2 separate regions of the Homo sapiens genome follow, and region 1 is linked to region 2. The links are chromatin contacts, found by Hi-C or POLR2A ChIA-PET in ENCODE. All regions are on one chromosome and are shown on one strand. The core of a region is the stretch at or near the end of the contact, and the rest is flanking DNA. Distances in the headings are between cores, read along the strand shown. Region 1 has its middle 340 kb from the start of CBLB. Region 2 has its middle 250 kb from the start of CBLB.

What was found. Hi-C counts contacts between places; a loop is a spot of excess contacts on that map. ChIA-PET counts read pairs that join two places held with the same protein, here RNA polymerase II (POLR2A). Pooled maps may share reads with other maps.
Region 1: a map of PC-3 shows a loop between it and region 2 (3-fold over the local background). The contact joins two enhancer-like sites. A Hi-C loop is called at or near these places in 2 of 168 maps with a recorded cell type or tissue (PC-3 and PC-9) and 7 of 50 pooled maps. POLR2A ChIA-PET finds 5 or more read pairs at or near these places in 2 of 52 experiments (BJ and CD4-positive, alpha-beta T cell).

Annotation. Positions count from the first base shown.
Region 1 is chr3:106,204,501-106,208,592 of GRCh38, forward strand. No RefSeq gene overlaps it. Among named protein-coding and RNA genes, the nearest start is that of CBLB, 340 kb to the left of the region's middle. Within about 2 kb of position 1,816, at least 7 of the 41 ENCODE cell types and tissues checked have a DNase peak (open chromatin) inside an H3K27ac peak, as active enhancers do.
Region 2 is chr3:106,112,975-106,117,152 of GRCh38, forward strand. No RefSeq gene overlaps it. Among named protein-coding and RNA genes, the nearest start is that of CBLB, 250 kb to the left of the region's middle. Within about 2 kb of position 1,962, at least 3 of the 41 ENCODE cell types and tissues checked have a DNase peak (open chromatin) inside an H3K27ac peak, as active enhancers do.

The DNA of each region.
Region 1 (4,092 bases), core at 566-3,065, 91 kb after region 2:
CATATTCCCTTATTTCTTTGAAGCTTCCCCCATCCACTATGGCTTTCTATTTCTCTCTCTGCATAAAAGTTTTGTATATCCTTTGAGCCTTCTTTGTCCGTACAGAGGAGTCAAACCAGAAATGCCAGGGAGTTAATGCTCCATGAGTAACCTTCAGGCAATGAGAAACAAGAGCTCATGTATAACATTCCAGCTTCCTCTCTCCTTAGTGAGAAAATTATGTTTTGTTTTATGCACTGTTTCACAGGGTCCCTTCATGCAGAACTTCTCACAGACAATGGGTAACTCCATTTATTGATGCACTTTTTATTGGTCCTCTTCTCTTCTGTGCTTTACTTCTGTACCCTCTCATTGTATTTTCCTCAAATAAACTACTTACACCCAAAATCTTGTCTAAGGGTCTCCTTTTGCAAGAACCAAATTAAGATAGTCGTAAATAATAAAAGATGGTGGGGTTTTTCTTTCTTTCTTTCTTTCTTTTTTTTTTGAGACAGAGTCTAGCTGTGACACCCAGGCTGGAGTGCAATGGTGGGATCTTGGCTCACTGCAACCTCCACCTCCCTGGTTCAAGTTTTTCTCCTGCCTCAGCCTCGCAAGTAGCTGGGATTACAGGGACGTGCCATCATGCCCAGCTAATTTTTGTATTTTTAGTAGAGACGGGGTTTCACCATGTTGGTCAGGCTGGTCTCGAACGCCTGACCTCGGGTGATCCACCTGCGACAGCCTCCCAAAGTGCTGGGATTACAGGCCTGAGGGACCGTGCCCGGCCAAGATGGTGGGTTTTTCGGGCCGGAAGCAGTGGCTCACGCCTGTAATCCCAGCACTTTGGGAGGTCAGGAGATCAAGACCATCTGGCTAACACAGTGAAACCCCGTCTCTACTAAAAATACAAAAAATTAACCAGGAGTGGTGGCGGGTGGCTGTATTCCCAGCTACTCAGAGGCTGAGGCAGGAGAATGGCGTGAACCCGGAAGGCGGAGCTTGCAGTCAGCCGAGATAGCGCCACTGCACTCCAGCACGACCTACAGAGTGAGACTCTGTCTCAAAAAAAAAAAAAAAAAAAAAAAAAAAAAAAAAAAGAATAGGTCTTTGGAGAGAACTGGAAGTTTTAGACCGTCAAATTTAATGCACAAAGAACTACCTACCTGTGGCTTTATTATTGTTATTTTTTTCATCATTATTTTTATCAGGACTTTTTTTTTCACTGCTCATCCCTCCCCTGATGCTGATGTAATGAGGCAGCCTAGTGCTTACGAAGGAGACCTGAAATAGGAATATACAGATGCACATTTACCCTGTCTCTATCGCCTAAATTTTCAGCCTCAGTTTCATCATCTATAAAATAGATGTAAAATACTTGCTTTTCTAGCCTTCTAAGCTTTCTGCAAGACTTAAATTGGATTAGAAAGAGTGTTTTCTATGCAATAGTTTAGGAGCTGACAAGAACTGATATCAAGTTTATGCTTGAGCTTTAATCTCCAACTCACATGTCCTTTGCTGTTAATGTGTTTATGCATTTGGTAACTTTACCTAACATCCTTTAGAGTACCATGTGTTGAACTTCAGGACTTGAACTCTATGAACGTTATTTATATTCTGCTATAGATGCACAAGAGACCAAACAGTTAACAATCACTGGTTGTTAACTGGTGCTGAGAGAAAAGTTCACTTTGTGTTTTCCTCATGGGCATCTTTGCAGCAGTAAGAGCTTCAACTACAGTTCTCCCCCAAAGGAACCTGTCTAAAACCTGAACTCTTCTTATAATACTTGATCAATCAGGAAGTTCGAAACACACAGTTCTTCGACTTAAGAGCGGCTAGGGGAAGAGCTCTGTTAACCACACCATTGTGGAGCCGGAAATTCTTGCTTCCTCTAGAAGCAGCCATCTGGAATCACTATTACTAAAGCAGAGAGATCCAATTACAAGTATATATTTGTCAGGGAAACGCCTGACAGCTTTTAAAGGAAACTCTATTCTATGGTGCCAAGGCCTGGCCAGGTTTACCTGCGGAAAATAAGTCAGATACAAAGGCATGATCTGTACCGCAGAAACGAAAAGGAAGGAGAAATGGAAATAAAATAGACCTCTATTTTTATTATTCAGATTGTTTTTATATAGAATGATACGTTTACCATGTTTTTAAAAAGATTATAGAATATGTTTTCTTCCGTAGCAGAGAGGGAGCAATCAAGCTCAAATTACAAAGCGAGGAAAAAGATGAAAGTTTAGAAACCCTTAGAACTTTGCTAATGTACAGACAGAAGCTGAGGAAGGCTGAAATACAGGAAATAATGATTACTATTTGTGTTCTCTTTCATAGTTTCCACTTTGGTTAAACTAACTGGAAGGAAACAAATGATTAGGTTACTTGTGTCATCACTTACATCAGTCGTTGTATTTTTGAAAAAAAAAAAAAAAAACAATAAAAACCCAACACATCATTACCGTTTCCCATTCAAGGAGAATGGGAATCATTGCTGTATCTTATTCCATGTCACAAGCTGAATAGTTTTGTTGCAAAGACAGGGGAATATTGAAATAAGCATAATAGTTTAATCATAGAAGTGGTTGTGAATTTTTTTTTGGAGACCAGAGGTTATAGATCACAGTAAACAAAATATCATCTACGGAACTCTCTCTTCATTCCCACCTTTGTTCCTCTCTGTTCCCCTGAATGAATGCTCAGAGTATCATAAGGATCATCATTACAAATGCACAATCTTTTGTATGGAATTTTCATTTTTTTCTTTATGAAGTATTCTCATCCTTTCAAAGAGAGCCCTGATCAAGCCCTTTTTAAAAACAAACAAAATAGAAATAGTGTTGAGTATCTGCCATGTGCTAACCATCAGGCTGGACATCATATCCATTAACTTACATTCATGTAAATTAGTGGTTATTACTTGGTTTCCTTTTCCCTCTATTCCCTTCCTACTTAGAGTGTGCAGCACAAACTTTAGCACTTAACTGTGGCATCTCTATTGTTTAATTTTTTCTAGGCTGAGTGTGGTGGCTCACACCTGCAATTCCTGCACTTTGGGAGGTGAGGTGGGCAGATGGTTTGAGCTCAGGAGTTCCAGACCAGCCTAGGCAACCTAGTAAGACCTCATCTTTACAAATAAATTCAAAAATTAGCCAGGTGTGGTGGCACACGCCTCTAGTCCCAGCTATTCAGGAGGCTGAGGTAGGAGGATCTCTTGAGCCCAGGAAGTGGAGGTTGCAGTGAGTAGAGATGGTGCCACTACACTCCAGCCTTGGTGACACAGCGAGACCCTGTCTCAAATAATAATAATAATAATAATTGCTTCCAGTGGATTTATCTTTGTTCCAAACAGGGTTTTGAACTTATTTTGAAGACTGAGACATTGTGTAATATCGAGTAGAGGCTTACTAAATGTTTCTAGAAGGTTACATCTCAGGTATAATACACTATAATTCAATGTGACTTCAGGCCATTCTTAACATTAAGGAAGCTTGATTTTCAGTAACCAGGAAATGAAAATGACATAGGCTAATACATATAAAAATCTCACTGTCAGCTGTATGACTTCAGTATGACATATAACCTCACTGCTTTTTGGCCCAATGTTATTGGATCAATGGAAAGGAAAAATTGTGGCATCCAAAAGAATGAGCTCCTGCTTCATAGGCATGACTGTGCAAAGAAGAAAAATCTGTAATCATTCTAAAGATATCAGTATAAGGGATAAACCAGTGATTTTAAAGTCATCCATATAAAGGGCTACTTTCCCCTGCCTCTTTCCAATCCATTCTGGATTAATGTTTTTGTAAAATACTTTAAAAATAAATTACCAGAAAAATGGAATAAAACGGAGAAATACAAAATATATATCCTAGTTTTTTTACTCTCAGATTCAACAAAGTTACGCTGCCAAATTGCTATGACTGCTTGTTCTAAATTTATAACTGACTTTGTTTCTGACTTGTAGCACATAATTTGTGGAGCAACACCATTCCGCAGACCCACATTTTAAGAAGTACTGGTGTAAATCATAATCTTATCTTGGGAACAGTTGCTTACTAAATACCAAAACAAACAGAAATCATAATCATTTTGCAGGGGAACTCT
Region 2 (4,178 bases), core at 712-3,211:
CTTATGAAACACCTATTAGCTCTAAGGAGGAGGATACACAGGAGGCTGTCAGATGGCTCTGACACAATGAACCCTTAGAACAGGACAGAAAACCTTTGTGCCCCAGACATCCTCCCTGGCTAAGAGCAAGTTAAATACTCAAAGCAATTGACCACATTTTGAGTTTTCCCTGCCCCTAAACAACAGTTGGCTTGGTCTTGCCTTTATATGAATCGAACTCAGGTGTTCTCTACTGCCAACTTTGATTCTCATTTTTGGACCTTCTAGGATTTGTATTCATAGGTGGTCCTTTCTATTTGCAGACCTTGGGTTTATAGAATTGATTGTTGTTTGACTTTTTTACCTTACCTCTGGAAAAAAAATTTTGCCATCCCAATAACTCAATCTTCTCCACTTTTCTTTGCCACTTTGTGCCCAGTCCTATAATTCTTAATCACTCTCAAAAACCCTAAGGAAAGAGACACCCCATTATGGAAGAGAAGTTTATGTGAATGATGATTTTAATTACTGTACATTTGTTTGAAAATTGCCAACTGAGAAGAAGCTAGAGAAAAAGCCAGAAACCTGCTTGACACTATTAATTATTTTGAGTGTCTGAATAAAGTCTTAGAAAGCATATTGATCAGATTCCCAGATGGTTCAGTTCTAGGTGGTCTGACTGACAAGAAAGGTGATAAAATAAATATTCATCCTTGAGTAATGATAGACAGGCTATTTTATTTTCTTGCCTGGATTTTCAACATATCTGCTTACATTAGTTTTTAACAGGAGAATTCATTTTAAAAAATGCAAATTTTTATCAGTATAGGTTGAAATACTGGACTGAATACAAAAAGATTCTATCCAGAAGAATGACACAAAAATACACATTTGTGTTTTGTTTTTTAAAATTTGCTAAAAATACAAAATGGTGAGGACATGGCTTGTCAGCTAGAAGGGACTGAGCTTAACAGCTGTCAGTATGTCGAAAAAATCTGGATTCTGTAGACATGAGCTGACTTAAAAACAACAGAACATTAATAATCATAGACTGAATTAATAGAATTGTGGTATCCAGATAAAAGAAGTTAAAAGACTGTTAATCAAAGAAGACTCTCAAATATTTCTCTGCCAAGGCATACTTAAATATGAACATGAATATAGTCTGAATTTCACTCAATATAAGATAAATTAAAATTAGGGTTATATTAAAATATATTCTCTTTTGAAATGACCAAGATTAAAGAGTCTGATGTCATAATGTATCAGTGAGGAAATGGGTGAAATATATATTTTTGATAGTTGTTTACATTTCTAACAGTTTGGAGGATAACAATTTGGCATCTATCAAGTTTGTAAATATGCCTACTCATTGTGGTCAACTGTGCTGGGAAATATTTTAAATATTTGCTTCCATCCCTATGGGGAGATAAGGATATATCCATACCCAATTGATTTGAGCCTTGACCACATGCCTTTCTTTGTGAATAGAAGCAACATGTATTATTATTTCCAAGGAGAAACTTTAAGTACCCTCACACAGTTAGTCACGTTCTCTTTTCCTTCTACCAAAAACCTAGCATGTCCTAGAGGATTACTCCTTTAATCCAAGCCAAAGTAGCCTGCAATAGACATGTAACATGAGTGAGAGAGCAATCTTTAATGTTATAAGCTACCAAGAGTTTGACATCATTTGTTATTATGGAATAGTTTAGTGTAATCTGGTTGATGTAAGCTATAGCATTTAACTCAGTGGTTCTACTTGTTTAAATTTATCCTGTAGCTATACTCAGGACTATATAAAATGGTATACATACATGGATATCTGTTACTATATTATATGTAATAATAAACTATTACAACCACCCTAAATGCTCATCAGTATGGAAGTGGCCAAATAAAATATAATGCAGTCATATAAAAATATTCTGAAGTTGCAAAAATATTATGCAGTTTCTTTCTATTCACAAAGAAAGTCATGTGGTTAAGGCTGACATCAATGGGGTGTGGATATATAATTATCTCCCCATAGGGATGGAAGCAAATATTTAAAATATTTCTCAGCACAGTTGACCACAATGAGTAGGCATATTTATGAATTTGATAGAGGCCAAATTGTCCTCCCCAAAACTGTTAGAAATGTAAACAACTATCAATTTTATGTATTAATATGGGTTGATCTCAAACATGTATTTACAGTTATGTAAATAAGAAGGCAAATATAAAATATTTATGTGTTTATACATAGACTTTCTCTGAAATGAGATAGGAACTTGACTCTGTGTAAGAGAAATGGATGACCAATAAGTAAGTTTGAAAGGGTGTTTTTTTAATTGTGTACCCTTTTGTACCTTTGGAATTTTGAATGTATATGAATTTACGTTACATATTTAAAAGAAAAACAAAATGTTAATTACCAAAAGAAGATATAACATTTGATTAGACCATATATGAATTTTGGAGTTCTTCACTCTCTAATAATTTTAGATTGATTTTATAATCAATCCTGCCTCTATCACTTTGCTGAATATATCACTTGTCCATTCTACCTACTAAATAACTCTAACCATTTCTTATGTTCAATCTCACTATATAGCTTTTTTTCCCAGTGTAGCCCACTTGGATTTTTATGCCTTCTCTGAATTACAGTAAACACAGTTGGTGCCCTGCCTAGAACTACTTACTGAGTTGGTGTGCCCATATTGCAGCTACTGTAAGTGTTGCAATGATTAACATCTGAATTCTTCTCTGGAGAATTGTCCTTGGCCAATGGGAAATCTTTTACCCTGAAATGTCTGGGAAGTTATGGAACTGCCCGGAGGACGCTTATAGCTAGAGCTAACTGAATCAAGGGTAAACAATCTTGTGCATCAAGATGGAACAACTTTGTGGTGCCATTTGCACTCCAGAGCTCCCAATGAGATCATGACTGAAAATCAAATATTTGTTCAGTTTATTCTTCCCCATGATCCTGATTTCTTTATTTCCTCACAGATTTCCCCAATTGTGTTCATCTTGTCAGCCCACGGGACACTGTATTTACCAACTTAGTACACTGCGTGTGTGTGTGTGTGTGTGTGTGTGTGTGTGTGTGCGTGTCTATGTCTGTGTGTGTAGTGGGCCAACATTATTGTCAGTTGTGGTCAGTAGTGGCTCTCCTTTGTAAGTTGGGCTTTTTATCACAGATCTAAGATTCTTAGCAATGAGAATGATGGAATCCTAGACTAGCAGAGGCCAAGTAACAGTACTTAACTTTGAAAAGTCATATTGTATTTACTCATATTTTTGTTTACCATGCACTTTCTTTCTTCTTCATGCTCCAAATTTCTTTCCTTTATTGTTTCTATTCTGTTTAGGAAATTTCCTTCAGCCATTCTTTTAGTGCAGGTCTGCTGGCCACAAGTTCCTCAGTTTTCCTTCATCCTAGAGGTTTCCTCTTTATTCCTAAAGGATATTTTCACGGGATAAAGAATTCTGGGATGACTTTTTTTTTCTTTCAACACTTGAAAAATATTGTGACACTTCCCTCTGACCTCCAAGGTTTCTGATGAGAAACCTGATATTCAAATTAGTTTTCCCTTTCCCTTTTAGATATGGTGATGGTTTTTCTGTACGCTTTTACAGATTTTTTGTTCGTTTGTTTGTTTCTTTGTTTTTGAGACAGAGTCTCGCCCTATCGTCCAGGCTGGAGTGCAGTGGCACGATCTCTTCTCACTGCAACCTCCACCTCCCAGCTTCAAGTGATTCTCCTGCTTCAGCCTCACAAGTAGCTGGGATTACAGGCATGCACCACCAGACCCAGTTAATTTGTGTATTTTTAGTAGAGATGGGGTTTCACCATGTTAGCCAGTCTGGTATCAAGCTCCTGACCTCAAGTGATCAGCCCGTGTTGGCTTTCCAAAGTGCTGGTGAAATGGGAAAATTTCCCTTATTCCCCTCACAGGGCATGCAATGGGAGTGTGGCTCACTTCTTTGGTGCCCCACTGCTCAAACACCTAGGGGGAACATGCAGATGGGCAGGTTTGTGTGGCTCCAACCCCACACCAGCATCTATTGTTGAGTGTTTACAGTTCCTGAAGCCCTAGTGTGTGTGTGTTACAGTGTGCTCTTTTAGCTTAGCCATCTGCAGGTGGCTTGTGTTAATCAGCTCAATGAGACCCTCTGCCTTGTCACAAGGACAGAGGGCTTTCTGTATCCTG